2 separate regions of the Mus musculus genome follow, and region 1 is linked to region 2. Evidence: chromatin loops called from intact Hi-C (ENCODE). Cell type or tissue: heart. All regions are shown on one strand. Each heading gives the region's core, and the rest is flanking DNA. Links, peaks and the distances in the headings are about the cores only. Region 1 holds the start of Agap1 (ArfGAP with GTPase domain, ankyrin repeat and PH domain 1). Region 2 has its middle 130 kb from the start of Gm34331.

Evidence for each region. A loop is a pair of places that touch in the nucleus more often than their neighbours do. Peaks named below come from ENCODE experiments on the same cell type or tissue, not always from the same donor. Only the 100,000 strongest peaks of a DNase experiment are listed, where the experiment ranks them.
Region 1: a loop joins it to region 2, with 8 times the contacts of the local background. A loop is called at or near these places in 10 of 42 quality-filtered maps.

The regions. Positions count from the first base shown.
Region 1 is chr1:89,445,573-89,461,792 of GRCm38, reverse strand. It overlaps Agap1 (ArfGAP with GTPase domain, ankyrin repeat and PH domain 1), which reads right to left and starts at 6,982. Exons shown (of 18, transcript NM_178119.3): 1 at 6,201-6,982. The coding sequence starts at 6,363. In heart, for the core only: CTCF peaks have their summits at 5,211 and 7,063; DNase peaks (open chromatin) are centred at 5,172, 5,842, 6,162 and 7,062; H3K4me3 peaks cover 2,866 bases; H3K27ac peaks cover 2,339 bases.
Region 2 is chr1:89,228,682-89,244,901 of GRCm38, reverse strand. No RefSeq gene overlaps it. Among named protein-coding and RNA genes, the nearest start is that of Gm34331, 130 kb to the right of the region's middle. In heart, for the core only: a CTCF peak has its summit at 9,439 (motif pointing left); DNase peaks (open chromatin) are centred at 9,331 and 9,821.

The sequences.
Region 1 (16,220 bases), core at 5,125-10,124, 220 kb before region 2:
CTTTTTCCCTAAATATACACTCCTGCAGCAACCAGATTAAACAAACTCTTACCAAGTTTACTGCATTAACCAACTCTACAGTGAACAAGACGCCTTGGTTACTTGGGACATCCTCAAACCTGTCTCTCCCTGGGTCAAATCTAAGACAGGCAGCTATGGGAACTACACACAGCAGGGGCTCTACCGCTACCTCCACAGCTCATCTCGGTTAACCTACTGGGTTGCAGAGCTGTGCTATGAAACAGTTGCCTCTGAGATTGAAGCATCCCATCCTGCAGGTAAACTCTTTTAAACAGGAAGGGGAACAACTCAAAACAGCTCTAAAAAGTCCCTGAAACTAACCAGACTCACTAGGCCCCTCTCTCCCTCCCTCCCAGAGTAAGCAATAAAAAGCCGAGAGTCCCTCTCAGACAAACCAAGCTACAAAGAAGACTCTGAGACCAAACCAGCTAGCTGCCTGGAAGAAACAAACCAGTGGAGCTGCTCTGAAGAGGTTTAGACCAACTGAGTCGCTCAGAATAGACACTCTCTGACCTGTTGAGCTGCCCCCAGGCTGTGCAGTGTGCTCCAGATCCCCGGTTTTTGTGAGCTGTCACTCACACTGGGGTGGGCTTTGGTGATGCAGCTGTCTTTGTGTCATTTCTGCTCCTGTAAGTGACCCCTCAGCCACTCATGTAAGTAACCCCAGTAATACTCATTAGTTCAAGTTGGATTTGGTGGTATATCTTTACTTTGGTCTGTCATGGGATAGATCCCTTTCTGTGGTGAGTGTGTTGTATCTTCCCAGGAAAAATGTTGTCATACAACAGGACAGTAGCCATGTTTTGGGATGGTTACCACACGATGAACTGGCATAACATGGGTTAAGTACCCTGCACTCCAGTGGGCACAGATGTTCAATAACACAGATGCATCATGGGACTGAGCAGACTCCCTGCTATCTTCCAAGATTCCTCAAATGCTGGGGCTTAAGATGCCACTAAAGAGTCGTCAAACTTGCACATATGCATGTACACTTAAGAGGACATAGAAGGACGGTGCCCTTCCCCCCGTCAAGTCCTCCTATGGTAGACCCGAGCAGAACACAGGTATACAGATCATTGAACAATGATGGAGGTGGGGAGGTGTCTCAACTTGAGAGACTTGGTTGGGTTTCCCAGCAGTGCCTGGTATGTCTGGAAGTGTACTGCTGGTCTGAATGAGCCAGCCCTAGGCTCACACATGGATCCTGGCTCTGCTATTGGCAAGCTGAATTACAACGTGTGACTGCTAATAGAGGCTGTAGCCTTAAAAGAGCGACAAGCTTTACCTAACAAACAGTTGGTTACCGGCTGGTACACCTCAACCCATCCACCCCAGAGTCCTTGACTAGCCAGAGGGAAAGGAAAGCTAACACAGGAGGCTTGATGGAGGTGAGGCAGGTCCCAGGCTCACTTCCGGACAGAGGATGGCACATGCTACATCCCACAGCAGACCACGCCCCTGCAGGACACCCCCAGAAATCTGCTGGGCTCAGTGTGAAACCAATCATTAATGTTTCCTTAAATGGCAAAGATTCAGGAGTCAAGAAGATTCTCAGAGTAAGAAAAAAAGAATACTAGAAAAAAGTTGTTTTTTTTTTAAAGATCGTGTTTTAAACAGGGTAGAGAATGAAAATCACATGTGTCCCAGGCCTACAGACAGTATCCTCAACGTATTGTCATTTGGGGACTTCAGTGGGCTCTTACAACCATTTTGTCTGTCTTTATTTTCCAAGAAGGGCAAAATCGACTCACTGAGACAACTGAATGTTTCAGCAGCTGAAACATCTTCCTCTTCCCCAAGGTTGTTCCCCACCCCAAGAGCAAACAATCATGTAGATGCCAGAAAGCAGCGAGGTTTTAAAGCCACCATGGCAGAGGCAAATGCTGGTGTGCAATGTAAACACAGAAACAGTTTCTTCAAAAGTCCCCTAAGGCTGAAAAGCCCCTGTCATGACAACCCAAAGGCCTTGATAAGGGGCCACGGTGGGGAGAAGGGCTAACTAGACAGCCTGGGAAGTGACAGGTTTGGTTTTGTGAGGCAGGTGATTTTTTTTTTTTTTTTAATATTTCCAATGACAGGCATACCTTTTCCTGAAAGATTCATGTTTTGTAATTTCTCATGCTTATTAGTCATGTTACAAGGAGACACTTGGGTGTGTCTCTGACAGGGATGGGGTCTCACTTCGGTTACTGTGGTGGTCCTGCATACACTCTAGTCATGGTCTCCAAGCCTGTGTCACCTTGTACCACCAAGGCAATGCCTTCCTAGCTGAGCATCAATGAAGACACACCTATCCAGATTTGGTGTCTGCATGCACCTGTGTCTGCATGCACCTGTGTCTGCATGCACCTGTGTCTGCATGCACCTGTGTCTGCATGCACCTGTGTCTGCATGCACCTGTGTCTGCATGCACCTGTGTCTGCATGCACCTGTGTCTGCAGGTTCCACATTTGGTTACGCCCAAAAGGACATCGGACATCCCCTGGAGCTGGAGTTACAGGCATCCACCAGACATGGATGCTGGGAACTGAACTTAGATCCTATGAAAGAACAACAGTGTTCTTAACCACTGACCCATCTCTCCAGCCCCCCAAAAGTTACTGATTAGTGGGATACCACAGACTCCTAAAACAGACACTTCTTATAACCTACTGCTGTCATTCTTAGCTAACTTCTAAATCTGACAGTAGGCCCTATAGCTGAGGTCACCACATACGTAAGACATGAAGAAATCAGGCTGGTACTGACCTGGGATTTCATCCCCACTGGCTAGCAGTCATAGTGCTGGAAGGTTATATTTATGTGACCAAGAACTAAAAATATTTGACAGTTTTACCCAGCTGTGGATCCCACAAGCTGTAACAATGACTAGCCTACCAAGATATATCCACTGGCACATGGCAATATATGCATTAGTGGCACAAATGTTATAGGAGTAACCAACCACTTTCTGGTTGGATTTAAATCTCGTTCTACAAGACGCACTCTATGTCTGGTGTTGCTAACTAAGCCAAAAACACATGTTCTGCTAGGTTATAGGCCTGAGGGGAGAACCTAATACTATTGTTCTCCTATAGGGATATAATAACAAACTGCCCCCTGAATTAATCTTTATACCCTTAGATTAGTACAGCTCCCAACCCTCATCAGAGAAGCTTCTTTTTGCAGGACAGATTAATAGACACCCACAACTGGTCAATACCCAGAGCATAAGAAACTGGGAAGTACCCAGCTCTGAAGGGAACACCTGTCTAACACTTGCTCCCTCTCACCAAGGCTCGGAGATCCTTGCAGAGGAAGGGTCAGAAAGATGACAGTGGATGTCAACACTGAAGCAGGATTCGCTGGACGTGACATCACTGTGCACATAAATAAATACCAGCTATGATAGCGTTCACAAGACCAAGGCTGCCAAAATTCCAGCACAGACGAGGAAGGGCTCGTCCCTAGCTGAGGAGCATCTGGCACTTAATGACTGCTTTGGGGAGGAAGAGTCAGTTTTCTTCAAGGATGTGGCCCCTAAAAGAGCAATGGATGCTCCAGTGGACAATCCTGCACCAGTGCACGTATGCACAGCAGCAGTAAATGGGCCTGTGTATTTGTAATGGCAGTGAGAGCGAGGAAGCGCATCAAGTTGGGAGGGGAGATGGGAAGTGACTGGGAGGCAGAGATGATCAAAGCACACACGCATGCGTGAGGTTCTCAGTAAGAACCGTTTATCCTCTTCTCACCCAAGACCATCATGCTACACAACTTGGCAACGCTCTCACTATGCCAAACACCGAAGAAGCAGATGAAAGACCTGCCCGTATCTTAAAACTTACACAGAAAGGCCAATCCGTTATAACCCATGAATTAGGATTTAATTACAAGAGGCACAGTGAGGTCCTGAAACAGTGATGCATTGGGAAGACAGAGACCCGGGGCCTGACTGACCCTTTAGTTCAGAGGTCATGACCCCTCCCAACCTCCACCTCCTCCTCTATATGGTGAGGCCGTTGTGAATACCAAAACATCTGTCCTCCAGTTCTCCACAAATGTGCAGTGTACCGCTGTAGATAAGTAAGGGCTCAACGAACAGAGGCAGATACCACCGCTTCTTCTCCGGGCTCACTGAATTTACTACAGACTTGGCACAATATAGGCATTTCTAGTCCTAGCCGAAAGAATAGCATTATCAGAGTCTCCAGCATGAGCCATCCACTAGCTCAGGTTTCACTGAGAATGACAAAGGTTATAAAGAGAAGGGGACATGGACTCGTCTTATTAAGGTGAGCATCAAGCTATCAAGGAGAGATCATTGCGGAAGAACAACTTTAAAAAAAAAAAAAAAAACACGAAAGAACATCCTCTTGCTAACAAGACCCTAGAGTGTAGCTTTAAGAATGGGAAATGAGTCACACTCAGCTGGAGGTCTTTCTCTCCTCTAGAGCAAGAAGCTCCAGTCAGGTGCATTCCATTCCTGGCACCAGCTTTCAAAGGGTTTCATCAGACTTCTGTATACGCAGCCAGGAAGCTGAGCAGCCATCTGAGAGAAACACGAGAACCTTTCAGCACTTCTGACAGGAACCCACAGACGGCTCTCAGAGGAACCCATCAGCTCTATCTCCTCACCATCAACTGGGAGGATGATGAGGGGAGACAGTGCCCTCCTCAACACCACAAAACTCCATGACACACAGAAGAAGCTGTGCCTCTTAGTGGGTCTGGAAGCATCTGAAGCCACCACAGGCAGCCATGAACACTCAGGGGGCCCAGGTGCACTGAGAGCCAGTCCCTCATCAGGATGGAGCTTGCTTGGACCCTCCCCTAGAACTACAATATATCCGGTGGATAGTCAGTCAGTCTTCCAGCCTGCCTGGGACGTGGTTCAAGTACATGAGGCTGCCAAATGCCAAGAGGATCAGCAACAGAGCCTCCACCATCTCTATCCAAGCAGCCAAGTTTTAAACCCAAATACTTCAGGGTTAGAAGTTCAGAACACACGGGAGCCAAGCTTTCTTAGGGGCAGAGGCCGTCTCACAACAGGGGGAGGAGTCGGGGGAGGAGCCCAGGGCAGTACCTGCACCTGTTTTTGAACACACTCCTGCTAGACTTGGAAGGTTCCCATGGCTCTCAACAGAGGACTCACTAGCCTTTGGCAGGCGCAGTATTACACTAGGACAAGCCACCTGCAGGCCTTTTACTGTCACTGGCCAACAGCAACTCAAGAGGATAGACTGCTAATCCACTGGCTGATCTATGACACATTACCCATTTAGATGCCACCTGCTCCCCCAGGTAAATGATGGCAGGCCCGAAGAAACAACCCAAGGAAACAGGTCAGGCACCTAGTAGGAGAGAAACGGGAGCCATGGGTAGTCCAAAGAGAGCACAAGCCAGGGCAAAGCCACCGGCTCCATCCTCCCCTGCAGGGATACTGCCTTGCCTGACACTGGGGGCTCAAAACAGTGTTCTGTGCAAACACAGGCTTACAGGCAGCAAGATCATCCACTTTTCCGCCCCTTGGGTGGCTCCCAAGTAGCCGACGGATTAAAGTGCCCCTTTCAGCAAGACAGTATCAAGGTGTCCTGCCTCCCAAGAAGGGTTATAATTTGCCTCAGGATTTTAGTACAAAACGGCCAGCGTTTGTACAACGCCAGTCCGATCAGCACTGGGGCATGATACTGCCTGGGTCCCATTGGCTTCCTACATGTGCCACCTCCCCTGTATCCGCGAACTGGAGGGGGGGGGGGGTAGCCAGCCATGAAGCAACTGAATAAGCTGGCCGGAACAGCATCCCCAGCAGCAGCGCTTCTCAAAACACATCTTCAACGTCCACGAAAGACACTCAGGCCGGGCCTGATAACCTGTCAGGGATCCAGTGGCGCCATCCCAAGCAGCTGCCCCCAGGCGTCTGCTGGGCCCGGACGGGGCTTGCGGGCCGCCCCGGACGTAGCAGCACCGTGCCACTTTCTCACAGGAGAGACTCCATTGTCCATTATCAAATGAACGCTGACAACCCATCTTCCCTGGCTGACTGGCCGGCCTTGCGGGACAAGAGGCACCGCAGTGCTCTCTCCGCCGGGCAGCCGCGTGTGTACACACGCAAGCACACACGCGCGCACACACCCCGCCGCGCCAGGGGCGCCCGCTCCCCCGCGCTTTCCAGAAGCCCCGGGCGGCCTGGCCCTCACCTTCGATGGCGATGACGTGCTCCCGAATCTGGTTCTGCAGCACCGGCTCCTCCACGCGCTCCAGCAGCTCGTAGATGGAGTAGATGTTGGGGTGGACCGACTCGAAGCGCTGGATCTCGGCCCGGATGGCAGCCGAGTTGGCCAGCTGCTGCTGGTAGTTCATGGTGCAGGCGCGGCGCCCAAAGCCGCGCGCCCCCCGTCGTCGCCGCCCCGCGCCCCGGAGCCCCGCGGGCCACCGAGACCCGGGGCGCCGCAGCCCCCGGGGAGCACGGAGCCGAGGAGGCGCAAAAAAAAAAAAAAAGAAAGAAAGAAAGAAAGAAAGAAAGAAAGAAAAGAAAAGAAAAAGAAAAAGAAAAAGAAAAGAACGCTGAGGATGAAGCAGTAGAGGGGCTCAGTTCATAGCAGGGACCAGCGTCCCGGGTCAGCGGGCCGTCCGGGAAGACCGCGGCGCCATGGAGCGCGGCCGGCCGCGGAGGAGGCTCGCTCGGGCGCCTTCCCGCGCCGCAGCCGCCCGCACCCCTACACGCCGGCCGGCCGAGCAGCCATTAAAGCGCAGGCAGCACGGCGCTGCGAGCGCCGGGGCCGAGGCCCCCGGGCAGTGGCCGCTCTGCTCCGGGCGCACGGCTGCGGCTGGGTCCGCGCGCTTGTGAGTGCCGCGCTACCGCGCGGGCCGGGGCCCTCAGCTGCCCTGCGCCGTCCGCCAAGCCGGGACCGAGCTGTAGGCGCCTTGCCAGCCGCGGAGACCGCTCCGAGCGCCGCCCGCCGCTGCCCGGCCAGCCCCCTCCCTGGCACGCAGGGCTCTGGCCCACGTCGGCCCCGCCCCCGCCTGCGCTCGCCGCCCTCCGGCCGCCGCTGCGTCCTCGGCGGCGCTTCCCAGCGCGCCGGATCCCGGGGAATTGCGCCAGACCCCGCCCCGCGCTGCCTCTGGGCTTGCTGGGACTTGTAGTCCATCACGCCGGCCGGCCCGCGCGCGTGGGGTGCGCTGTGCGATCGCGTCGCAGCGCACTGGGCGGGCCCCGCGGGACGTCCGGATGCCGCTACAGCCCGCGGATCTGCGAGCTGAGAGCCCTGGTCCCTCTCGGTTATCCCTACTGCCCCGTGCCAGCCCCCGCGCCTCTGTACGGGGAAGGTGGCGCACGAGCCCGCCCGCCCGCCCGCGCTTTTGTTTGTTTGCCAGTTGAGCGCTTAAGGAACCTCTGCGACGCGCGGGGTCCCCTCCCCCCGTCTGGCAACTTTCTGCCTCCTTTCTAAACCCAGCAGGATAGTTACTTCCCTTCCCATGGGATACACGGGAGTCCAACGCTTCATCAATAAACTAAACCTGAGGCTGGGGTGGTAGGTGAGACGGAATTCCACGGGGGCTTCTAGGCTTTTCCACGAAAATGTTGCACAACTGAGTTGTAACCTCCACGCCGCAGCCCTCCGAGCGCCCGACACTAACCCCACTTTAGCCCAGTCCAGGAGCCCATGAAGCTAGACCGCACTGCAGCTGAGAGCTCATGCCAACGACTCCAAATGAATTAGATTGTTGTAGATTTCCAAGGATCCAGGACGAGTCCGAGGCCGTAAAGGTCCTGGGTCTATGCACTGTCTCACCATGCAGGGGTGTTTTATAAACAGCCCACATTCCTGATTCAAATGCCCTGGGCTTTACCTGGTTCAAATGCAAGCTAATGGGCAGCCCAGGGCCCCAGGCAGCCTAGCTCTTGGTTCTTGGAACTCTTCCGAGTTCCAGTGTTCCTCAAGCCAGTGTACTGTTCAGCCTTCCTTGTCCCTAACACAGCAGAGGCCCTGGCTTGTTCTGTGCCTTGCCTCTATCTTCGTCCTTAGCAGAAACACTAATAGAGATGCTGGCATGTGGGTTCATTCTACTGTTCGTCCCTACTCCACCTTGAAACCCCAACTCTTTGTGAAATAGTTCCAGGACTCCCCTGCTTCACATCTGGCTTCTCAATCTCTTTGGGGGTTCCTTTGTACTTCTCTAAGGTTTAAATATGGATGATGCTGGGAGTCAACCTTAGACCTGTTTTATTTGCCTCTCTTATGCCTTTGAATATCATATAGAGGTTGATGACACTAAATTTTCTGTCCCAGACCTATCCACCTGTCCCCTCCTCATCACATCCAACTTTTGGATTGAACATGACTTTTCTCCTGTTGGACATCCTGTAGTCTCAGCACTTAAGAGACTAAAACCAGAGGATTGCTGTGGACCCAAGGTGAGACTCTGCTTTAAAAATATAATAACAAAATAAAAATCAGACATCTTCCCCATACCTGTGAACCTCTTCCCACCCCAGTCCGAGGCAGTACAGACCTTTGTTCACTAATTTGAAAATGCAGTGTGTGGTCTTTTCTTCCCTTGTTCTCTTAGATCCCAGAATGTCAGCTCTGCCTTTGGACGGAGCCAGAATCTTCTCGCTTTCTGTCATCCTGCTGAGGCTTCATTATGTAGTCTCGGATTAGTGAATGAGACCTAACCTAGGCATCTTCCCTTTTCCTGTTTCCTCATTGACCAGTCTCAAGAAAGTAGTTCTAGTGAGCCTCTAGGCCATGGCTCTCCTCTGGTCACAGCTCTCCCTCCAACGCCACCCATCCTCCCTGGCTCCCCCAGCCCTCCTGGCTTGCATGCATACCACAAGCTGGGTAGAGTCTCCATTTCCACAGCTTGTGTTTGTTTTTATTTTGAGATTTACATATCTCTGGCTACTCTCAAACTTGCTGTTTAGCCAAGGTTGACCTTGAATTCTGATCTTCTTTCCTCATCTGAGCTGCATCTCCAGTGTGCATTATCCTACTAAGCTTGTCAATTGGTCTACCACAATCCCAAGGGACTGATTAGAAGACACAAGACTCCATTATTCATAGCAACAACAGTGGACAGAGTAGTGGTGGTTTTATATGCCCATGAACTGACTTCCAAGTCACACAGGGTTGTATCAGGGGCCAGGTGACACAGGGTGGCTCTGTATGAGCAAAACCCTGGCCATAAGAGTCCATGTCCTTCAGAGAAGAGCAGAGACGACCCATGTCAGAAGAGACGGAACTCTGGGCTTCAGGACCGACCCTCTTCTCAGGAGCACTAGCCACTATGTCAGAGCACCAGAGACCACACAGCTCAAACAGCAGAAGTGTAAGATCCAGGTGTCAGCGAGGTTGGCTTCTCCTGTGGGCCCCTCCCCAATTCGGAGACAAGCGTTTTACCCCTGCGTCCTTGCCCAGTGTCCTCTACGTCTACACTCTAATCTCTTCATTGAATGACATCAGTCCTGTTGGATCAGGGCCAGCCCTGTTGACCTCATCGTCACTTGGATGCCTCTTTAGAGAGTCAATCTCTTAATGTGTCCCGTTTGAGGGTCATGGAACTTAGAGGTTCATGGGTGTCCAAGGGACACAATTCACCCTCTCACTAGACCACCTCTGCTTCCACTCTGTCCTATCCTCTCCAGGCACCCTGACCTCCTTGATGTGCTCTGAGAACACCTGGTGACAGGAGCATCTTCCCCCAAAACCTTCACCAGCCTCATCGTTTCCTGTATGTATTCACTGTAAAACCACCCTCTCAGGAGACCTTCCCTGATACCCTGTGCAAAGTGGCATCCCAGTTCACCAATACTAGTGCCTCACCTCCTTGTGGGTAAAAAGAGCACTAGTTTCTAAGGATGTCTCAGCTGTCTTATAAGTTCTAGAAGGGACAGAGCTCTGTCAACATGCTTTTGACTTCTGACCTTTAGAACCGTGGGATCATCGCCTTGGACTATTGTTTTATAGTTGTAAAGGGTACCAGTACACTGGCTCAATTTTCTTCTTTCCACATATCCCACCTAACTCACAACTCTTTACTTGCTTAACTCGGGTGTAAGGTTCCTGAAGGCTACAATTCCATCTGTTTTATCTGCCATCCCATCCTCAGGCCCTGGAGCAGTGCCCAATAGAGAGTAGGTGTCCAAGAAATGGTTTCCCCATTAAATTTCATTGGTCATGAAGACAGGCTTCTTCAGTGCTGCTGTCAGGGTCCACTCATCATGTCCAGCACATAGTAGGTGCTGGATAAAGCTCTCTTATCAACACTACCCCGGAAATATTCATTCGGCTCTTACTGACTCCTCTCCAGTAAATACAGCCAAACACTCTGATTATTTCTCATGCAATGGTCCTTCCAGACATTTAAAGCAGTAATTGAAAGTCCATTGATGAGAGGTACTCTTAGTCTCGTGAGATGTGATGACTCTCAAACTGGTCACCAGAAGTCTCCAAAGTTGGCACTGGAGAGATGGCTTGGCAATTAGAAGTACATACTGCTTTTGAAGAAGACCCAAGTTCAGTTCCCAGCATCCAGTCTAGACAACTCACAACTATCTGTAACTCTAGTTCCAGGACATCTGACACCATTTTCTGCCCCCTGTGAGCTCCTATACCCACAAGCACACAATTTTAAAACAATAATAAATATCTGGAACTTAAAACAAACAAACGAACAAGGAAGGAGGCTAGAGAGACCACTTAGTGGTTAAGAGCACTGACTGTTCTTTTAGAAGTCCTTGGTTCAATTTCCAGCAATCACATGGTGACTCACAACCATCTGTAATGGGATCTGATGCCCTCTTCTGGTGTGTCTGAAGAAAGTGACAGTGTACTCGCATACATAAAATAAAAAAAAATTTTCTTTAAAAAAAAGAGCAAGGAAAGAAGGGAGGAAGGAAAGCAAGAAGAAACAGGATTGTTTGGGTTTACAATTCAAGCATATGGCCCATCATAGCAAGGGAGGCAAGGTAGCAGAAGCGTGAGCCAGCTGGTCCCATTGAGTCCACAGGAAAAAGAAAAGAGGATCTGGTATCCAAGCTGGATTTCTCCTTTTCAGTTAATCTGGGCCCCAAGCCCATTGAATGATGTTATCTACATGTAGACTAGGCCTACCTACCTTGACCCAATCTAGAAACTCCCTCACAAATGTGCCCATAGATTTGCCCGCCGAGTGAGTCTCTAGATCCAATCCAGCTGACATAACCTTTGTTGTCCAAAGCTTAGCTAATATGAATTGTGACATCTATAAGAACAGCATTATGGCCATGCTTTAAACGGCAAGATGTTCCGTTGAACACAGCGCCATAGCCCTTCCTCCTAAACTATCTGTGAGGCACGTCTGAGAAATGCAGGCAGCCTCTTGTGTCAGGGGACTTGACTGTGCTATATCCGCTTCCCTGCACTCACTTGACCTGGTTTGGTTCAACTCCTTTTCACGCTCAGCTCAAGACTGGTGAGACTCCCATCTGACTGTGTGTGGCTGTCATGTGAGCCTGGCACTCAGCACAGGCCATAGGTCTCCATGCCGGGTAATGGGAAGTGTCTTACAGAAGTTCCTGATGGCCCTGGGGGAGAGGTCACAAGAGGAGGGGCAGGAGGGAGAGTCCAGAGAGCACAGCAGAGAGTTTATTCTCAGGATTTTGCTACCATCTGATGAAATGACGTCACAGGGGAGAGCAAAGCACTCTATGTTCCTGCTTGGTACTTGACCCAAGCCTGTGTAGTTGGTACCAGATGCCACAGAACTGACACAGACCTCAGCAGCACCACTCTGGGCATTTGATTTGCTGTCTCCCTTCTGGATCCGCCGATGTAGTTAGTCTAGGCTCTTCCCACAAAGCGTTGCTCAGAGCCAAGGGGCTCCGGAGCCTTTATTTTCTTAACTAGAAAAGACAGGTCACAAGGACAACATTCAGGAGAAGGAGTGGTGATCAGTGATCGTCACCCTGAACCTTACTCTGACAACTGGCTGGGGCAGGATTTGAGCCCATAACTGTTTTACTCCATGCTTTGATGAGAGCTGGCAACCATGTTTTCTCAACCCCTTCAACCAGAGGGCACAGTCAAAGCTTTCATGTGAGATGTGTAGGCTTGGAAACATTCATGTTCAGAGCCTGGCAGTCTCTTCTCTCCTTCTCCCTCTACTGAATCTACTTTCTTATTCTCTCTCCAGCCTCCCCTTGGCCACCATGATGTGAAGAGATTCGTAATACCTAGAGAGAGCTTGTGTAAATATGAGCCTCTCTAGATGGTTCTGCCTGCTCAGCTTCAAGTCTTTCTATTGATACCCACATGCCATGGGGACAAGCCATCCTGTCTGAGCCTCCTGTGAATTCCTAACACAGGAACTCAGAGATAGTAAGTGCTGGTCAGAGGCTAACATTGCTTTAGAGACCCAATAATCTGATCTCACTTTTTATCGTTGTTGAGATAGATCTCCAAAGGTAGCCCAGGCTAACTTCAAACTCTGGATCCTCCTGTCTCCACCTCCCGAACTATTAGTGCTGGGATTATGCATTTGTACCACTGTACCCGGGTAATCCGTTCTTAATTTAGACATACTTCCAGGATCCCTGGAATATTCCCATAGCAGAATCGTGCTATGTATGTGACTGTACTTGCAAATGCGTGTCATCTCCGAGTGTCCCCATTTATCAAGCTTTGCATGTTGTTCAGGTCTCTGGAATGCCCAACCCCCTTGCACTTGGCTTGTCATCTCCAGGTAGTCCTTGTTTGAGGGTCATGGCTCACCTGGAACCTCATTACCAGCTCGCTCTTGCTTCCCCAGACTTGGCGAGGTAAGCACATGTCTGTAGAAGTATGGCACAAGCTCTCAAATCAAAATCAACATGTCATCAGGCTACTGGTCCTTTTGAGAGTCTGGTGGGATCTCTGCTTTTCAAGGTTATGGAGTGCCTTGGCTTGTGGCTTTCGTCTGCCCTGTTCAAAGCCAGCAAAGGTGACAAAACTCTTCCTTATTCTGTCACACCAGAGCCTTCCTTCTCCTCCATTCCCACTTCTCTAGGACCCTTGGGATTGGACTAAGCCCAGGAGGATGATTCAGCCTCAGCTCACCTCTTCAAGGTCATCTGGATTAGCACTTTTAATTCCACCTGCCACCTAGAGTCTCCTTTGCCACCTCATAACACAAGCCCAGACTCCAGAGGAGCTGGGCTAGGGCTTCTCTGGAGAGTGGGCACACTATTCTGTCTATAACACTTTAATAAACTTGCCACTGACTGTCTGTTACAGATCTTGGATTTATCGGTCATAGCTGGAGTCGCATTAGAACTCAAGAAAACACATAACCAGGCTGGCAGATTTGTCTTCGAGCTGGCTATGATGGCCTCTGTGGGGGTCTCTCCAGCATTGTGTGGTCCGGTGGTTTAATTGCCACTAACTTGTGGCCCAATGGGTTAACCACCACTAACTTGTTCAGAATCTCACTCTAAGGTCTTGTGTGATAGGAACACATACATAGGTGGACACAATTAGTTCTTGGTGATTCTATGTCACTATTATTTTATTTTATTACTGTTGTATATGTGCGTGGTATGGGATGAGGGGCATGCATGAGCCACGATGCAAGCATGACACAGGGTAGAGGTCAGAGGGTGACTGTGTGGTTTGTACTCCCTCCTCCTTCTGCCTTCTCTTTGTGGGCTCCAGGCATTGAGCTCAGGCCACCAAGCTCCCTCAGTGAGCACTTTGCCTGAAGTGCCATTTCACCAAGCCTGACTTTATTTTATTTTTCAGTTTTTTGAGATGAGGTCTCATGTGGCCCTGGCTGGCCTTGAATTTGTTGTGTAGCAGAGGTTGACCTTGAACTTCCCCTGCCTCAAACTCCAAGTGCTGTGACTTCAGGCACACACGGCCACTCCTAACTTGCACGTCTTACCTCATTTGCGCTGATATTTTTAGGTCCATGCTTATTTTTAAGGACACAAAGACTGCCTTCCTGCCATGTAAACAACAGGCAGCTTACTGTTTAGCTTAAGGTCACCTCTTAAAAGATTTTTCACGTTAACTGAATATCTGTAAGATTAACTTAATGGGCTACTTACTGTTGAGCATCTGTAATCCAAAAACTCTGGGGTGGAAAGTCTCCAAAATCCTAAACTCTATGAGCACCACCACGGTGTCACAAGAGGAAACTTCCACACCACAAAGCTTGGTTTCAGGCCCAAAACCATTAAACATATCACAGGGCTGCTGAGATGTTTTGGTCAGTAGAAGTCCTCACTGGCAGGCATGACACACTAAGCATTAAATCGCAGAGCCCACATGGTAGTGGGAAAGAGCTTACTCCACATCAAAGCTAGGGTGTGCTTGCCTCTGAAAGAGTCGGGCTCTTCTCCCTCCCCCGCCCCCTCTCTCTCTCTCACACACACACATACAGAGAGCATAAAATATAAATATATAAATATATATCTTAAATGACACAATTTAAAAATAAAACAAATATCATTTTAAAGTTACCTTCAAGCCATAATAGGTTATTGTGAAACGCTGTCTTCCATGTACAGCTATGATCACCCACAGGAGACCTTTACAAGATTCTGTTGCCATCCATCAGAGAAGGAAGGAGTGGGATGGGTCATTAGACCCTCACCTCCAATTCCAGTGTCTCTCTCCCTTCTGCATCCCTGACCCAGGTAAGGGTGACTGAAGGGGACTCCATCCATGCAGCTTCCTGGTGGCCATCACCCATGCAGGGATGTGATGGAACTTTCAGGGTTGTTGTTGTTGTTGTTGTTGTTGTTGTTTGTGGCCACTCACACTCCTTTAACGTAAGCCCCATAAACTAACCAGTACACCGCAGTGGACTTGGATGGAGTCACTTCTGTCAATCACTGATGCCCTACCTAGGATGAAAGGACATTTTCTCCATGTCTCACCAAGAAAAGATAATGCAGCAGAAAGGTGTGTGCAGCATGCATGGGTTTTATACTTGTCTGTGGTCCTCCAGATTTTTCATTTTACAGAAACATGACTATTTTAACCTCGGGAAAAACCTCAAATACACCTAGGGTCACAAGCATTTTGGGTGAACGATTACTCTACTTGGCTTTATCAAGATTGTCAGATCTCAGTGCAACTGCAGATGATCCCACATTGAAATCCAAGTCTTATTCTTCCAGATGACATTGAAATAAGGACCCTTAGCTTTGGGTGGGTGTCTTAGTCAGGGTTTCTATTCCTGCACAAAACATCATGTCTAAGAAGCAAGTTGTGGAGGAAAGGGTTTATTCAGTTTACACTTCCAAGTTGCTGTTCATCACTAAAGGAAGTCAGGACTGGCACTCAAGCAGGTCAGGAAGCAGGAGCTGATGCAGAGGCCATGGAGGGATGTTACTTACTGGCTTGCTCAGCTTGCTTTCTTATAGAACCCAAGACGACCAGCCCAGAAAGTGACGCCATTTGGAGGTGTGGCCTTGTTGGAATAAGTGTGACCTGATTGGAATAGGTGTGTCACTGTGGGTGTGGGCTTAAGACCCTCACCCTAGTTGCCTGGAAGTCAGTCTTCCACTAGCAGCCTTTGGATAAAGACATAGAACTCTTGGCTCTGCCTGTGCCATGCCTACCTGGATGCTGCCATGCTCCCACCTTGATGATAATGGACTGAACCTCTGAACCTGGAAGCCAGCCCCAATTAAATGTTGTTGTTGTTTTATATATATATATATGACTTGCCTTGGTCATGATGTCTGTTCCCAGCAGTAAAACCCTAACTAAGACAGTGGGTGTCAGGTGATGATGGAACACTGGACTTTGTTTGGCTTGGAAACCCCTCAGTCCTGGCCATCTGATCATGGCTGTCTCATAGCTGATCTTCACTCTCATGACCCAGCTCCTACCTCTTCCTTTCCCTGTTTTTCCCTGAGGGCAGTCACTCCTGCCCAGCCCTCTAGGGTTATCAGGAAGGAATCTGACCCAAGCCCTGGTGTCTGACAAGGCGTTGAGGGGTAGCTCCATAGCTTTCCTAGATTAAAGAATGTTATTCGGAGATGATCAGATGAGTCATGATATTTTGCTGGGCTGGAAAACAATCTGTGTCAATGGTGGTGGTGGTGGTAATATGGGATAGGACCAGATAGAACGGGATCAGGGTGACTGTTGCATCTCAGGGCATAGGGACCTCTTTGTCCAGGAATAGCAAGTCCTCTCTGGGAGATGGTGCTGAAGACAGGAAAGCTCGAAGGCATCTTGTTTCTC
Region 2 (16,220 bases), core at 6,993-11,992:
GTCAAGCCAGACCTAGAGGCTTTTAGGATTTTCACGATGCCTCTGCAAATCTAGCGACAGCGTTTTCTGTGTCACATGCCTCAAATTTCAGAGACAGAAGTATAAACGGTAACTATGAAAAAAGACCGCCTACTACTTTTCCATTTACACAGAGGGACTGTGTCTGTTTCTAAGAGGTGCGCCATGCGTTGTCTGTGTGGTGATACAAGTGGCAGCTTTATTTGGCCTTGTCCACCAAGGCAGAAGGCCTGTCCTGCCCACTGGACCACTCTACCCTGCAAATGATATTGCTCAGCTCAAGGGCCTGGCAGGTAGAAGGTGCCTGGGAGTCCCTACTCTTCCTCCAAGTGTGACACACATGTCCCCAAATATAAGACAGCAGCTTGGGAGCCATGGCCCCTGTGCTCAGAGTATCTGGCTCCCTTCACACCCCCTCTGGACAGTGCCCCTGTGGATTTGGTGTTGATAGCAGCCATGCAGACCAAAATCTGATAGCCCAGAGTGTAAGGCTCATGGGTTTTCTGCACCTCAAACTGAGTCTTTTTTGGGTATTTTGGTCCAAATTTAAACCAGGCTGAAGTGCTGAGCACTCACAGACAGCGCTCTTGAGGTCAGCTTCACCCAGATCATTCCATTCATCACAAAATAGGACTGAGGGACACTAGAGTACTACTGTTTCATTGTAAACGACAACAGACACCCTAAATGCTCCAGGTAGATTTAAAAAAAAACCAACCAACCAACCAAACAAACAAACAAACAAACTGTGTGGTCAACAGAGACACAGAGCGAGAGAGGAACCAGAGGAGAACAGCCTTGAGCCTCCTTGCAAAAGGTGGGTGGTACTCCTTTGCTGGGCCCTTGCACATAATTACCATCACCATTGCTGCCCCTCATCATCTTCTCCATCCACAGTAATCACCATGATCGTTATCCACACCCTTACCACCATCTTCATCATCTTCATCATTATCATCAGCCATAACCATCACCATCAGCAACATCATGATCACCATTGCCATCACCACTATCATCCTCATCACCACCACCACCATCATCCTCATCACCACCACCACCATCATTCTTATCACCACTATCACCACCATCATCACCACCATCATCATCACCATCATCACTCTTATCATTAGTACTGCGACCATCATCACCGTCCATCACCATCTTCACCAGCATCATCATCACCATCACCACCCTCACTGGTATTCCTTGCAACTCATGACAATTTAGAAAACACCATTCAGACTAAGATCATTAAAACAAGTGACAGCCCAGACTGAGGAGGATGTTGAGCAAGAGGAGCACGCATCCATTTGCAAACTCATACAGCCGCTATGTACATCGGTGTGGCCATTCCTTAGGAAGATGGGAATTGATCTACTTCAAGATCCAGCTATACCACTCTCGGGAATACATCCAAAGGATGCTCCATCCTGCCACAGAGACACTAGCTCAGCCATGTTCACTGCTGCTCTAGTCTAATAGTCAAAAACTGGAAACCTAGATGTTCCTCAACAGAAGAATAGATTTTTTTAAAGTGGTACATTTACACAATGGGGTAACTCAGCTGTTAAAAAAAATGACATCATGAAATTTGCAGACAAATGGATGGAACAACAGAAAAAAAAAACAAAAAACAAAAAACAAATGATCCTGAGTGAAGTATCCCAGACCCAGAAAGATAAATATGGTATATAGTTGCTTCCATGTGGATAGTAGCTGTTAAGTCAATGATAACCAAGCCACACACTGCAGAACCACAGAGGTTAGGAACAGAGTAAGGGACTGGGGGACAGATAGATGTCATCAGGAAAGGGAAGTAGAAGAGATAGGTGTGGGAGGGTGAGAGAGGCTGGGATGGGAGGATCCAGTGGGGAGGTGGAGGAGGAGATTGTAGGTGGGAAGATGGGGAGCGACACCTGAAATTAAGGGGTGTGTGAGAGGTGATATGGACACTTAAGGCAGTAGAAACTTCCTAGGACATATACATATATGGAGGTAATCTACATGGAATCACCAAACACTGGGGAAGCAATATCCCTACTGGTTATGTCTTGTCACCAAATGAAACTTCCTGTCCTGGGATTGGGTTTCAGCTAATTCAGGTGTCCAAAGGGGTCCCAATGGAATCCCCAAATAGCCCATGACTGTTGCCAAAACTATAATTTGCTCTCCACAAATTGACAGAAAGGCCCTATTATTGACATTCAGTCTAGGCTCCACCCCGCAGTTACCTGGCAACAGCCAGGTGTGCCTGACTCACTATAAAAGGGGCTGCGTGCCCCTCCTCTCTCTCTTGCTCTCTTGCTCTTGCTCTGCCCTCTTGTTCCTGCTCCCCCTCTCTCCCCATTCTCCTCCCCACTCTCTCCACGTGCTCATGGCCAGCCTCTACTCCTCTACTCTCTCTGACTTTCTCTGTCTCTATTCCCTCAAACCTCCCCCCATGCCTGAATAAAGTTTATTCTATACTATACCACTGTGTGGCTGGTCCCTCAGGGGGTAGGGATGCCTCAGCATGGGCCCACAGAGGCACTCCCTCTCCCTCCCCCTGACTACACATCCACCAAACATATTACTCCTCTCCCCTTACCTTTTTAAAAAACACAACACCTATTGTTGAAGACAACACCTACGCAACTCACTAACATGGAGATGTAGGGTTGGTGCCTGCACAGAGCCTTTACCCTGTATCTCAGCATCTTTGGTACAGGAAGGTACTCTCCACACCGCCAAGAGAAACACAAACACCAAGCCAGACACACGCACTTCATCTAGAACGGTACAGTACTTGCAAGATACGCAAGGGCAAGAGTGGCACAAAGCTTATGGAAGCAATCAACCAATCACTGATTTGATTTAAGGCTCACTCCACGAGATGGAAACCATACTTTCCACTGCTTGGGTGACAAAGGAGCCGAGACTTGAGAATCTAGAGACCTAGGGCAAAACCAATTACCATAGATCTATAAAGAGAAAAAGAAATGTGATAAAATGATCCCTAATGCTATCCTGCTATGCTCACAGACCAGTGCGTTGGTCGGACATCGTCAGCTTCCTCCTGCAGCAGATGGGAATAAATATAGACCCACAGCTAGATACACATACACAGAGTGGGAGATCCTGGGGTACTCCAACAAATTCCTCCTGTCAGAGCTCAGGAAACCCCGTGGAAGAGGAGGCAGAAAGAGTGGAAGAGCCACAGGGAATGGAGGACACCAGGAGAACAAGGCCCTTTAGATCAACATGAGCAGAGCTCAGATGAACTCACAGAGACTGAATCAGCACGCATAGGGCACGCACAGGTCTGCGCCGGGTCCATTGCATACATATTATGGCGTCCAGTTTAGAGTTTTTATGGGATCCCTGAGTCTGCTAACAAGCAGGCCTCTGATTCCTGTGCCTCCTCCTGGACTCTTCCTCTGTCCATTTGTCTTGCCCAACTTGGATGTGATCGTTTATTGTTTCATCTTTTTATACTTTATGTTGTTAGAGATTTTTTTAAAAATGACTGACTGACTAAAAGGGGGCTATAGAATAGAGTTTGGCCTCTACTTCACAATCCCCCTCCTTCCACTTCAAAAAAGCATGCAGTGCCATCATGGTTCAAACTGGTCTTTTAAGATTTAGTTATTCCATTCTATAGATGGGTATTTTACTTGCCAAACTGGCTTTTTTTTTAAGGGATCCTGGAGCATTTACAGCACTTGCATGTTTGTCCTTTCTGTTCTGAAAGATACTGAAAAAAAAATGCCAATTAGAGCGGGTCTATGACCTGGAGAAAAGACACCACTCAATATCTTAATGTAATTGCATGCTTCAAAATCCACACAGGCAACATGGCAGGGGCAACTGTGAGCTCTGACAGGAGGGAGACTAAAGCTCTGAATGGTGAAGACAGGACAAGGCCCTGTTTTCCCAGCAGGTGGCTCTTGACCTAATAGCAGGAAGTACTCATCAGACAGAAGATGAAGAGAGAAGGGAAGGTGTGAAGGTGTGTGTGTGTGTGTGTGTGTAAACACACTCTTGAGCAGTCTGGCGTGCTTGAGGTTCCATGTGCCTTCTGGGTGAAAACATTCCAAGGAGGGGCAGGGCCAACCAAGAGTGTAACCCAACAGAGGTCACTTATTGCCTCCACCTCATGACTTCTTTTGAAATGCATGCTATCCTGTGGCATCTTCTTCAAGCCCTTCAGGGTCTGCATTTCCATGGAAGGCAAATCCTTAACACAGCTGGTGCCCTTTCCCATCCTGCAGTCCCATCTTTCCCCTGGGCTCAGTCTTCAGCTGTCCCAACCTTCCTGTCTTGGCAGCTCTTCTCCCTGGATGCTTTTCAATCCCTGCCCAGAAGTTCTTTCTCTGTAGAATCCCTGAGCTTCTGCTGCATCCTAAACCATTGTACAAACCCCTACCTGCTGGGGGCCACCTCCATCATACCTTGTCGAATTTCTACATCTGTATACTGTGCATCTTTCTGCTTTGCTTCTCTAGTTTATGAGGTAAGGCTGAGTGAGCTCTCAGCCTAAGCTGTCCCTTCCATAACCCAGTGCCCTAGGAGCTGGCACGAAACAACACCACTTAGGTCTTAGAAGTCTTTGACAGACACCCACATCCCTGATTGGAGGGCTCTCATGATAAGAGCTTACTGCCCTTTCTACCTGAGCCAAAGCCCCAGGGACCCAGAATCAGGCAGCCACCCAAAGAGCTGCTATGCCTGATGAGTCCCAGAGGTTGATCTGAGCTCAGGCAGAGCCAGGGCAGCAGTAAGGTGGTCCCATTGTTTACAGGTGTGGGCTAAGCAAGGCTCTGCAGGGGAACATAGGTAAAGAGATATGGACTCCAGGAAATGGCAGCTCAGTCTCTGTCCCTTTAAGGATTAGAGAGATGACACAGGGTTGGTTTCCATCTTTGTACATCTCTGCAACTCTAGAAGCAAACCCAGCCTTGATACTCAGGACTGTTCTAGTGAATAAATGACTGAACGAGAGGGAGAGGCCATTTGGGATGTCTTGAAGGAAAATCAATCCATCAATTAATCATTCTATTGGGCCCTGCACTGCTCAGGAGTAGGATGCGTGACTCATTAATCCTGCCATCTACTCAGTAAGCAATTCACTGACAATTCTGTTCCAAGGGCTCCCCTGGGTTGATGCTAGGGAGGGGTCACAAAGACAGACCGCTCTGGATATTTGGATGGGCAACTCTGAAACACTAAGCAGGCCAGGAGGGACTTCAGTTGCAAGCAGAGCAGAGCAGGTCCCAAGGGCTGGGCTGCAATCAGTTTAGAAAAGGAGCCATTGAGGCAGGCAGAAGAGATCAACAAAGATCTGGGGAAAGTGAGGGGCCTGCATTCCTTGTGGCTGAGGAGGGACACAGTGAAATAACCCACAGCCTCCAGGCAACTGGGACAAAGAAGACAAAGAGTAAGGCCCTGCTGTGGTTTTCTGGGAACAAATATTGGGAAACCATGGGAGGTGAAGGGAGATGATGGTGGGATGTCTCAGCTGCAGACCTGACCGTGGAGGAATCTTTTAAAAGGCTGGGTACCATTTCTGCCCTTCCGTGGGCTGCAGTCTCTAAAGTAGCTGTAGAAATACATGGAGTCACGAGCAGGGCTGTGTCCTGATGAAACCTCTGATGGACATGACGTTGGAATTCCAGAGAGTTCTTGTGCATCACAAAATGCTATACTTCTGATTTTTCTTCTGATCATCAGAAAGTAAAGAGACTATTCTTTCCTGCCTATGAGCCACATGACAACGGACAGTCATCAGAGCTGGCCTATGAACATGACTTGGTGGCCATTGGAGTATATAGTTCTCAGACATTTGTTGTTACAGTACAGGTCTGGCTCTTGCATTAGGGGCTTCTAAGCTCTCAGCCAGACTAATTCAGGATCTCTCTCTCTCTCTCTCTCTCTCTCTCTCTCTCTCTCTCTCTCTGTGTGTGTGTGTGTGTGTGTGTGTGTGTGTGTGTAATTGTGGACTCATGTGCCCATGAGTGCATGTAGAGGTTAGAGAAGAATTTCAGCTGTCATTCCTCAGACATAGCCACCCTTTGAAAAAATTGAGCCTGGATTTCTCATTTCTCACTGGCCTGGAGTTTGGAGTTTGCCAAAGAGGCTAGGCTGTCTGGGCAGCAAGCCTCAGGAGTCCATCTGTCTCTACCTCCCCAGTACTGGGATTACAGTGTGTCCCAACAACCCTTGATTCGTTAACATAAGTTTGGAGCTCGAACTCTAGCTCTCTTGATTGCAAGGAAAACATCTTAATGACGGAGCCCTATCCCTACCTCCACAGATCATCTTTGAGAGCCAGTGATATCTTAAAAGCCCAGCAGAACTGTTGGAAAAGGCGAGTAGCGTTATCAAGTTCTACCAAGGTTGGAATTCAGAGCATGAAGGGGGTCACTGAGGACTAGGTCCATGATGGGAGGTGGGATCCCCACAGAAGGCCACTGTCTGCGTACGCATGGGGTGCCTCTAGGGCAGCAGGAGTAGCAGTTGCCGCTTTTTCCACAGCATCCGTACTTGTGAGCAGGTGTGGCCAAGTCATGCGTGTTTCCTGGTTTTCCACATTTGCCAGTAAACCAATGTGAGGGCTTCCCCTGATTTGTGGGATCCTTTTCTCTGGATAGGGGGGTGGGGAGCTAAGTGTCTGAAGATTCCTCCCCTCATCATAGTAAATGCAGGCACAATGAATGCACTGTCGCCACCTGGGGCAGTCAGATGTGCACAGCCCTGGCAATAACTTGAAGAGAAAAGTTAAGGACTAAAGGGGGTGGGAGGAGAGAAGGAAGGAGGAAGATGGGGGAGGAGGAGGGAGAAGGGGGAGTTAAGGGGAAGGGGAGGAAGAGGGAGGAGGGAAAGGAGGAGGAGAAGGGGGAGGGGAAGGGGAAGAGGAGGGGGAGGAGGGGGAGGTTTTAAGCCACAGCATTCAGTGGGAGCTAAATCTGCTCCCTCATTCTTGGATCTGGAGACATGACAGATGGCAAGTGGGACCCGACAGCCAGACTGGAGCCTCAGAATATGCTCGCCCCATGTTCTCATGTGTGTGTGTGAGTGTACGTCTGTCTGTAAAGAAGCCTAAATATCAAGTATATGTGCATGAACACAGGTGGGGTCCTTAGGTCGGCTTCTGGTGTCTCAATCACTCTCCGTTTTGAGACTGTTTCTCAGTGAACCTGGAGTTTACCACTTCAGCTAGACTGTCCAGCCATCAAGTTCCTGAGACCAGCCTCTTCCTGTCTTCACAGTGCTGGGGTCCCAGATGCACACTGCCACCCCATCCGGCTTTTACGTGGGTGCTGTGGATTTGAACTCAGATTCTCACGCTTGCACATCAAACACTTTACATAACAAGGCATCTCCCCAGTTCCCTCATCTTGTCTTGATAGCAACAGCCAGAGTGTCTAATTTATCTCAATATACTTAATGTACATCCTAATAAACAAGATGTGAGACCAGGCGGGTGCTTGAAACGGCTTAGAAACTAGGTGGTTGCTATGTGCAAAACAGGCCCAAGTAATGCTTTTGTGCTTTGAAATAATGGGAATAATAAATGTTTGCTGTAGGATGCTACAGACTAACAGAGGCAGAGGGGAGAGAGGGCTGCCTTCAGGTGGAGCAGCTCACCATGAAGGCTCATCCCCAGGTCCCCTGTGGCTTAGGTTTCCTCTTCTGGGCTCAGTCTTGCTGCGAAAAGTCCTTGTGGGCTTCCGGATCCATCTTGGCTTCCGTGGATCCCGCTGTTGATAGCTCTCATGTGGCCTTCTGTGATCAGCTCACAGCACTGTTGGGGACAGTCTAGTCTTTCACTTCCCGAAGACCTAGGTCCCTGGAACATACTTCTCTTGTCTTCTTGAGAAGAGATCTTGTCCTGATCTTTTTGGGGGTGTAGTTTCTTCTAGCACCGCTCCTTGACGCATCGGGGAGCTTCTGAAAAGCATCTGGCCCACCTGCTGCACCCAGGGCTTCTTGAAGGACTTTGCCCAAGGCTTTTCTAGAGCGCAAGTACTGAACTTTCATAATTCTCCATCCCCATTCATAGATATCTAATTACCAATATCTTATGTGTTCCAATAAGAAGTTTCCTCTCAAAACACAACTATCCCCAGAGAAGTCACATCCTGGCCTCTATAGACTTGCTGGGTGCAAGTTCACACTCTCCAGGAACCAGCTGTGACAAGGGCAGGAGGGTTGTCTCGTGTGAATCACAGATTCTTAAACTGAAGGTCATGACTTGGTATGGGGCCATGAAAATGAACACGGGGGTCATGAAAGATGTGGCTGGCAAAAAGGTTTCTGAATATTCAGTGGCCAAACTTTAAATCCCACTCACACAGGAGTCTGCTGGGAACTGAGTCTGCTGGGAACTCGGTGGAAGGTGAGCGAAGCCTCCTTGGCCACGCCCTTGTCTTTACCTGCAGTGGACACTACACTGACCAACAGAGATCATCATTAGAACAACTGGGGTGGGGGAGTCACTTCGATATGCACCTTTGAAGAGGGCTTAGGCTCAAAGTGTGTCTCCTGAGAGCCCCTCACTGTGTCTGCCTCTTGCTTTCTTCCCTCCGTCCCTCCGTCCCTCCCTCCTTCTGTTTCTGTCTTGTGTCTTGTGTCTCCGTCTCTCTCCTTGGGTGTCTATGTCTTCTTTTCTCTGTCTTCCCTCTGTATCCCCGATTTTATGTCTCCATTTTTGTCTCTCTCCCTGTACATCTCTGTCTTTTTGCCTATCTGTCTTTCTCCTCTTGCTGTGCATCTCTCTCCCTTTATAAAGCATTTTAGGAGCTGGAGAGATGGTTAAGAGCACTCACTACTCTTCCAGAGAACCCAATTTCGATTCCAGCACCGATATGGCAACTCACAACTGTATCTCCGGTTCCAGGAGATCTAGTAACCTCTTCTGGCCTTTATGGGCATAAAGTCCATACGATACACAGACACGCAAGCAGGTAAAACACTCATACGCATTATGTATATGTATGTGTATGTATATACTTTTTAAATGTTTATTTGAGAGGGAGGGAAGGTGATATCATGGTTCACAAGAAAAGGCCACAGTCCTAGAGTCTAAGTTGGGGTTCTCTTCTACTGTGCAGGGTCAAGGGATCAAAGTGAGGTCGTCAAGCTTGGAGGCCAAGTGCCTATGCCTTCCGAGCCACCGAGCCAACCCGTCTCTGTCTCTGTTTTTCCCTCCTGTCTGTCTTCCCTCCTGCTCTTCCATCTCTCACTATACACAGGATCAGCTTCTCCTTTCCTGGCTGCTGACCAGAACATCACCCTGAGGCCACAGGCTGTTCAAAAAGGAGGAAGTTCTTTAGCAGCTTGCCCGTTGTCACGGCAACTGTTTCCTTGCTAGCCAAAACATTCACTTTGCATTCTCCCTTGCATGGGTTTCCTGGTCAGATTTTTTTCCTGCAGTGACATCTAGTGTCCAAACACTATGGAAAAAAAAAATCCAATGATTTATGACTGGTCTTGAGGACACTATCATAGCAGAGGGTGTCTGTGGCCCTAGACCCTATACTGTGCCCCTCTGAGCTAGACTAAAAGGTGTTCAAGGGGCTGCTTCGGACCCTTGCTTCATATCACCACTCCTGTAATGGCTTTTTCTCTTCCTGAGTCCTTGATGGTTGCTTCTTTGCTGTCTGTGCTGGACAAGATTCTGTCACTTGTCCCAGGTGTCAGCAGCAATCTGCACCTCCTCGTCCTCTGTCACTCACTCTTATAGGGTGACACGCATGGATGTAGACACGCCTCTGAAGACACCGGACAGCACCCACCCCCATGCTTCCTCTTTGCTACTCAGACTTCTCCAGCAGCCTCATGTGGGAACAGGGCGGGAAGTGACACAGACAGAAACCTCCTGGTCAGGCCCCGAGTGAAATGACCCAGTCGTTTCCTACAGAGACCCAGATTGGGGGCGATCAATCCAGAATGGTTCAACACCTGGATGGTCTCTGGGTCTCACCCAGTTTGGGGAGCAGGGAGCATCCCCGTCATCCCAGCTTTACCCACGTGTGCATGCTTTACCCTGGCCACCCCCTTGTGCTGCTGGTGTCCCCAGTTTTCAAGATGACTTTAGGGCTGGTCTGTCAAGAAGTGGAGCCACTGGCTTTCTACTGCATTCAGAATTCTGCTAAGGGGATTCCCTGGGAAGGGACAGGGAAAAAGTTGAGCACAGGGGACGCCAAGGAGAAGGTGGTTGGGAGTGAGCACGTAGCAAAAGCTTCACTGGAAATGGGAAGAAGGAAGTCAGAAATAATGAACGAGTCAAGCAGCAACCGGAAATGAGCCGTCCTAGGTTTTTAAAGTGGGAGCCACTCTGAGTAGCGTGAGGAAGTCTCTTTTTTCCTCTGGGATGTGGATTATCCTTTTTTTTTTTTTTTCAGCGTATCTGCATGGTTTATGTAACCCATCCATTAATCTCTGTGATGGTAAGCTCTGTTAATTTGACATAACCTAGAATCGCTGTGGATGAGAGAATCTCAGTGAGATTGTTCATATCAGATGGGCCTATAGGCATGTCTGTGGAAGGTTGTCTTGACTGTCTTCATTGATGTGGGAAGACCCAGCCTAAATGTGGGCTGAGCCTTCTGGTAGCAGGTCAGATAAAGAACCTGGAAAGAGAAGAGCGTTGACTTCTTTTTTTCCTAACTGGCTTTCATTCTCACTGATGGGCTCATCTACTCCATTGCTGCTGCCGCTTCCTTCACTAATATTAGCACCATCCTGACGCTGCTAACAAGCTGAAGACCAGCAGCTCTCAAGAATCCTCCAGGCCTTTGGCACCAGATGGGGACTGCTGGTGTGTTGAGAGGGAGAGGCCACTGAGTAGAGACCTCGGGGTTGGTGCCTAACAAACCGATGGATGGGAAATGCTGAAGATGGAGCTGGGGCTTTGGAAAGGGGAGTGTTAGTAGTACTGTGTCCAACACAGAACCTGTGAAATGTACAGGAAGAAAATGCCACAGCCAACAGACAAAGCTCTCCAAGAGCAGAGTAAAGGATGCACTGGAGACCTGAATGGGCTCATTAGCACCTTAATGGTATTTAAAGCAATATGCAAGTTTTCAGATTGTTGAAGCATGTTTGTGTGTGTGTAAGAGACGTGTGTATGCAAATCCATGTTTGTTTGTATATATGTGGGGGGGCATGCTTGAATGTGTATATATCCATGTCTGTATGTGTACAGAAATATGTTTGTGTGCATGTATGTGTGCAGAAGAATGCTCGTGTGCGTGTGCGTGTGTGCTGCTGATACTAGGGTTGCAAATGTGTTTCCTCCCATGGGAAAAAGCTTTGCTGTGGGACACCACCCAGAGCAGAATCTGATCAGCATAGAACCAACCACCAGGCATCGAGTCAGGAACTCACCCAGAGCGTGAGATACATGTCCCAGAGGTGAAGCTGGAGGAGGCTTGCTCCCATGAGCCTTATCACCAGCAGGCTGGCCAGAGAGCTCTGCAGGATGCATGAGGCTGTGGCAGTAATCTTGGGCACTGCTGATTTACAAATTGTACCAGTCTGGCACTCACACTGTTTGCTCGGCTTTAACCTGAAGCTGGAACTGGTTGTCCGGGCAACAGAAAGGGATTTCTGGGTTCTCAAACTGGAAGTTTAACTGGAGAGTTTGTGACACTCAGGACTGCTTAGGGATGGGCCCACCAGCTCCTCCTCATCTGGGAAATGCTTGTCCTGGCCTCATTCATGTTCAGCCCCAGGATCAGAGACACTGGTGTGGTTTCCTCTTGTGATGGCACAGGAGTGGTTCTCCACTTCAGCACCACAGATGTTTGGAAACTGTCTGTACACTGGGATCATTGGCTCACTGGTAGGAAATCCTCGGAGCATGCATTTCCATAAGCCATTCATGCTGGAACACTCCAGAAGACTCCAGAACTTGAGTCTCCCCAGGGTCTGAGCAGAGCTAAAGTATGGGTGTTTGGCATCAAGGAAAGAATTTGACACTCAGCCCCCTGGAGCTGTACAGGGGAATAGAGGACCTGCCTGATGTGAAGTTTCGACTGCCTGACCCCTGGCTTCTGCTCCCCACGGAGATCCAGTAAGGAGTGTCCAGCATGCTACAACACTCGTGGGCTTGAGGTTTCATTTTTAGGAATCTCTCCATGATGGCTTCTTCATAAACACACTACTATTAAATACTAAAGTGTATACACCCAGAAATAAAGCCTGTAAAATGAGTAGTAAATACCATACCACAGCACTTCCTGCTGGCTTTTCTGTTCTCAATGCTCTCCAGGCTATTTCCGCCCATAGCGGCCCGTGCCTCCTGCACAGTGGAGCCCTCTAACTGCAGTCTCTTGCTTTTCCTCAGAGCCCTACATAGTAGCAACTCCTTCCTTGGAAGTTGGACGAGAGCAATAGAGACAGGCAGATGTGGACCAGAGAGGCCTCCAGAGCACATGCAAGGTGTGAATTCACTTATATTTGCTTACTTCGCAAACTTCTTTTGCTGCACAAAAGAAAATAGGGGGGGGGGGGAAGCCGAATTAAACAAATGGTTGCTGCAGCCCAAGCAGGCAAAACAGTGTGGGAGACTGCACCTGTACACACACACACACACACACACACACACACACACACACACACACTGCTTCCTCTGGGTGCGACTACTCTTAAATGGCTGCTGGCACCAGGTTGCCTGTCCTGTGTGTGTGTGTGTGTGTGTGTGTGTATCACATGCACTCATATGCAGCCACTCCACACGTGCCCTTCTTGGCCACAGAGGAGAGGCATGGGGCCGACGCCCGCCTATGAGAAGGAGTCATCACAGAAGGTTCTTCTTCTCCCAAATTCCCAGCCCATCTGCACCTGGCACTGGGGACTCGGGGTTGCAGACTTAAGAGGCCAGAAGGTGGCACAGGCTTCTTCAGGGGTGGACACAGGCCCTTCTGCCCCCAGGGAAGGTGATACTTGGGTCTGGAGGCAAGCCTGCAGGCTGAGTAAAAGCTATTTTTAGCAGCTAATGGCAGCCAAGTATTCTGGAAATATAAGTAGCAACAGACGCTCTCTTTGGGAGTGAAAATGGGACCACACTTTGAGCAGTATGAATCCAACTTGAGTTCTCACAACTCGGCAGACCAGGATGAGGAGATGGTAGGATAGAATCAACTCAAGGCTGAGAGCTGCTTCCAGAGGCTGCAGACCCCTACTCCTGGTCCTTTCATGTCAACAGGGACTTGGTTGAGAGTCTTTTGCACTTTGAGTTTCTCCTGTCTTTTCTAAGTGCCCTGTTCTTACACAAAGCCTACCTGGATTGCCCAGGATAGTTTCCTATTTTAAGTCTTATTTCTCTCCTAAATCCCCTTTGACATACAAAGAAACACATTGGCAGGTTGTGGGGTCTAGAGCCTGGATGTCTGGATGCCTGGTGTGTGTGTGTGTGTATATATGTGTGTGTATGTGTGTGTGTATATGTGTGTGTGTGTATGTGTGTGTGTGTCTCATCACTCAGCCAACCCCCAATTCCAGAAAAGATCCCCTGAATGCAATGGACAGTTGAGGGGGGAGATTAAGGGGAGCTAGCGACTGAGAGCAATGAAACCCATCTCCTGTATTTCAGCCCCTCTAGGCTTTGACCAACATGATGACCAGCACCTAGGAGTAAGTAGGGTTAAGAAAAACTCTCTCCATGATGGTGCTTGGGAAGGGTCTGTTTGGAAAGAGAAGCTCTTCAGAAATGTAATTTTCCAGCTTGGAAATTATGCATAAATTTAGCTATAAATTTCAAAACCATAGCTTTCCAGTCTCAGCTATTATTCATCAATATAGCGAAGTAGCCACCCAAGAGGGCAAATAAACAAAAGCAATCAGACATTAGACTCATTATTTCTACAAACCCAGGCATGAATAGGTTCCTCTGCTTAACCCCCATCTAAAGTCACCACACAGGCAGAGTGGGTGGGGGAACAGAATAGAAAATTCAAACAAAAAATGAGCACAGAGGAAAAATCCTTAAGAATTAACAGTAAGGGGCTGAGGGGCTGAGGGGGTGCCTCCATGGGTAAAAAGCGCTTGCTGGGCAAGCATGGAGACAGGAGTTCAAATTCCTAGCTAGCACCCATGTAAAAAGTCAGGAACATTGGGGAGTGGGGACAGCCAGTTCTGAGAGACTCTCTGGGCAGCCAGGCAGGAAGCCTCCAGTTCAGTGAGAGATTCTGCTTCAAGACAATGAGGCAGAGAGTGACAGAGGAGGACACCCAGTGTCCTGCGCTGTATTTGTGGTTCCAGAAGAGTAAGAGTTCATCACGGCATGGAAACAGGCAGCTGTCATGGCAGCAGAACAGGAAGCCAAGAGCTTACCTCTTGAACCTCAAGCATAATGCAGAGTAGTCAAGGCTTTCCTCAAGACCTCCTCTTGGAGCTGTACTTCCTCCACCTAGGCTGTATCACTTAAACCTCTCCAAACAGTGCCCCAACTGGGAATCCGGGGTTCAAGTGCCTGGGACTATAGGGATCAGCCACATTCAAATCACCACAAGCAAACATCACACGCTTAGTGACTTGAGGAAGCTATCGTGTGTGACCTCTTACAATCCTGTTACTTGTGAGCATGGTCTCCACCAGATGGTCCATACACCTGCAAGCTATCTATAGCCTAGCTTGCTCTACAGAGGTCTTAGAGAAGAACACTCAACCCTCCGGGTTCCATCTGGTGTCTTGCCCTCTAACAGCTGGCCCTAGGCTTGTTTCCACAGGAGCAGTCAGGTGCAGGTGAGAGAGCAAAAGTCTGCAAAGCATCCTGAAGTCTGAGTTCTGAACTAGTTTCAGCAGCCTCTACCCTGTTCAGTTGGGTAAAGAAAATTGAACAGGCAGTGCATAGATGGGGCATGCAGAAATTACATTGTAACTCTTGGAGAAAAGAGTGCACACGTGCATTATAGGAGGTGTGCATATGAAAAAGGGTGGAAAAATAGGGTCCCCCTTTGCAACCAATCTACTAAAAATCCATTGTGTAGTCCTTCATTTTCCTAGTATGCCTGTCTTTCTTTCCACCCTCTACCTCAGGACCCTTCTTTCCAAAGCCAAGGTGACTTAAGGTACAAAGTGCACCCTGGAAGGGTGGTACTGGGCCCTGACCTCTGTCCCAGGGCATTAGGAAGCGGTGAGTCTCTGGGTTCATGGCACTCACAAAAATGTTACAGGACAACCCTAACCCTGATGTTTCTCCCTAAGAATGGAAGGGCAGAAAGTGGTGGGTGGGAGAAGAGACTCTTCAATGGAGCCATCTGCAAATTGTGAGGGGAGGTTCTGTGGTGCAGCTTGCCTGTATTTCTATAGGGTTGACTTTTCCAGAGCAGCTGCTTTTGAGACCCCCATAATCTTGTAAGCAACTTCAACAAATTCATTGGTTTTCCCAAGCAAGAGATGAACAGAATTGTTTCTTTTGTGGGTCATCAGTGCCTATCTTAGTCAGGGTTTCTATTCCCACACAAACATCATGACCAAGAAGCAAGTTGGGGAGGAAAGGCTTTATTCAGCTAACACTTCCATACTGCTGTTTATCACCAAGGAAGTCAGGACTGGAACTCAAGCAGGTCAGAAAGCAGGAGCTGATGCAGAAGCCATGGAGGGATGTTCTTTACTGGCTTGCTTCCCCTGGCTTGCTTAGCCTGCTCTCTTATAGAACCAAGACTACCAGCCCAGAGATGGTTCCACCCACAAGGGCACTTTCCCTCTTGATCACTAATTGAGAAAATGCCTTACAGTTGGATCTCATGGAGGCATTTCCTCAACTGAAGCTCCTTTCTCTGCGATAACTCCAGCTGTGTCAAGTTGACACAAAACTAGCCAATACAGTGTCCTATCTGGGGTGACTAGACCTTTTTTCCATATCTCTACAGAAATCACACAACAGTCCTCCACACAAACATGCACTCATATTTCCATGGACAGTTCTGAGAACCCTACCCCCTACCCCCCGAGAGAATCTTGTTCTTTCATTGAGCCTCCCACCAAAAAGGAAGAGAAAGCAAGATGGCTCCCAGGAGGAAGAACCGGTCCTCTAGAATCACCATGAAAACAATAGGAAGCTCCTTTTAACTTGGTGGTGTGGAAGTAGGTGGTGTGGAATCCCATTTCCAAAGCAGGAGTGGACTCCCATGGTGTTCGGATCCCCACCATGTTTGCAGAGCAGGTTGGTTGCAGCTGTCCCTTCTCTTCCTGGAACAGAAAAGCAACGGCCG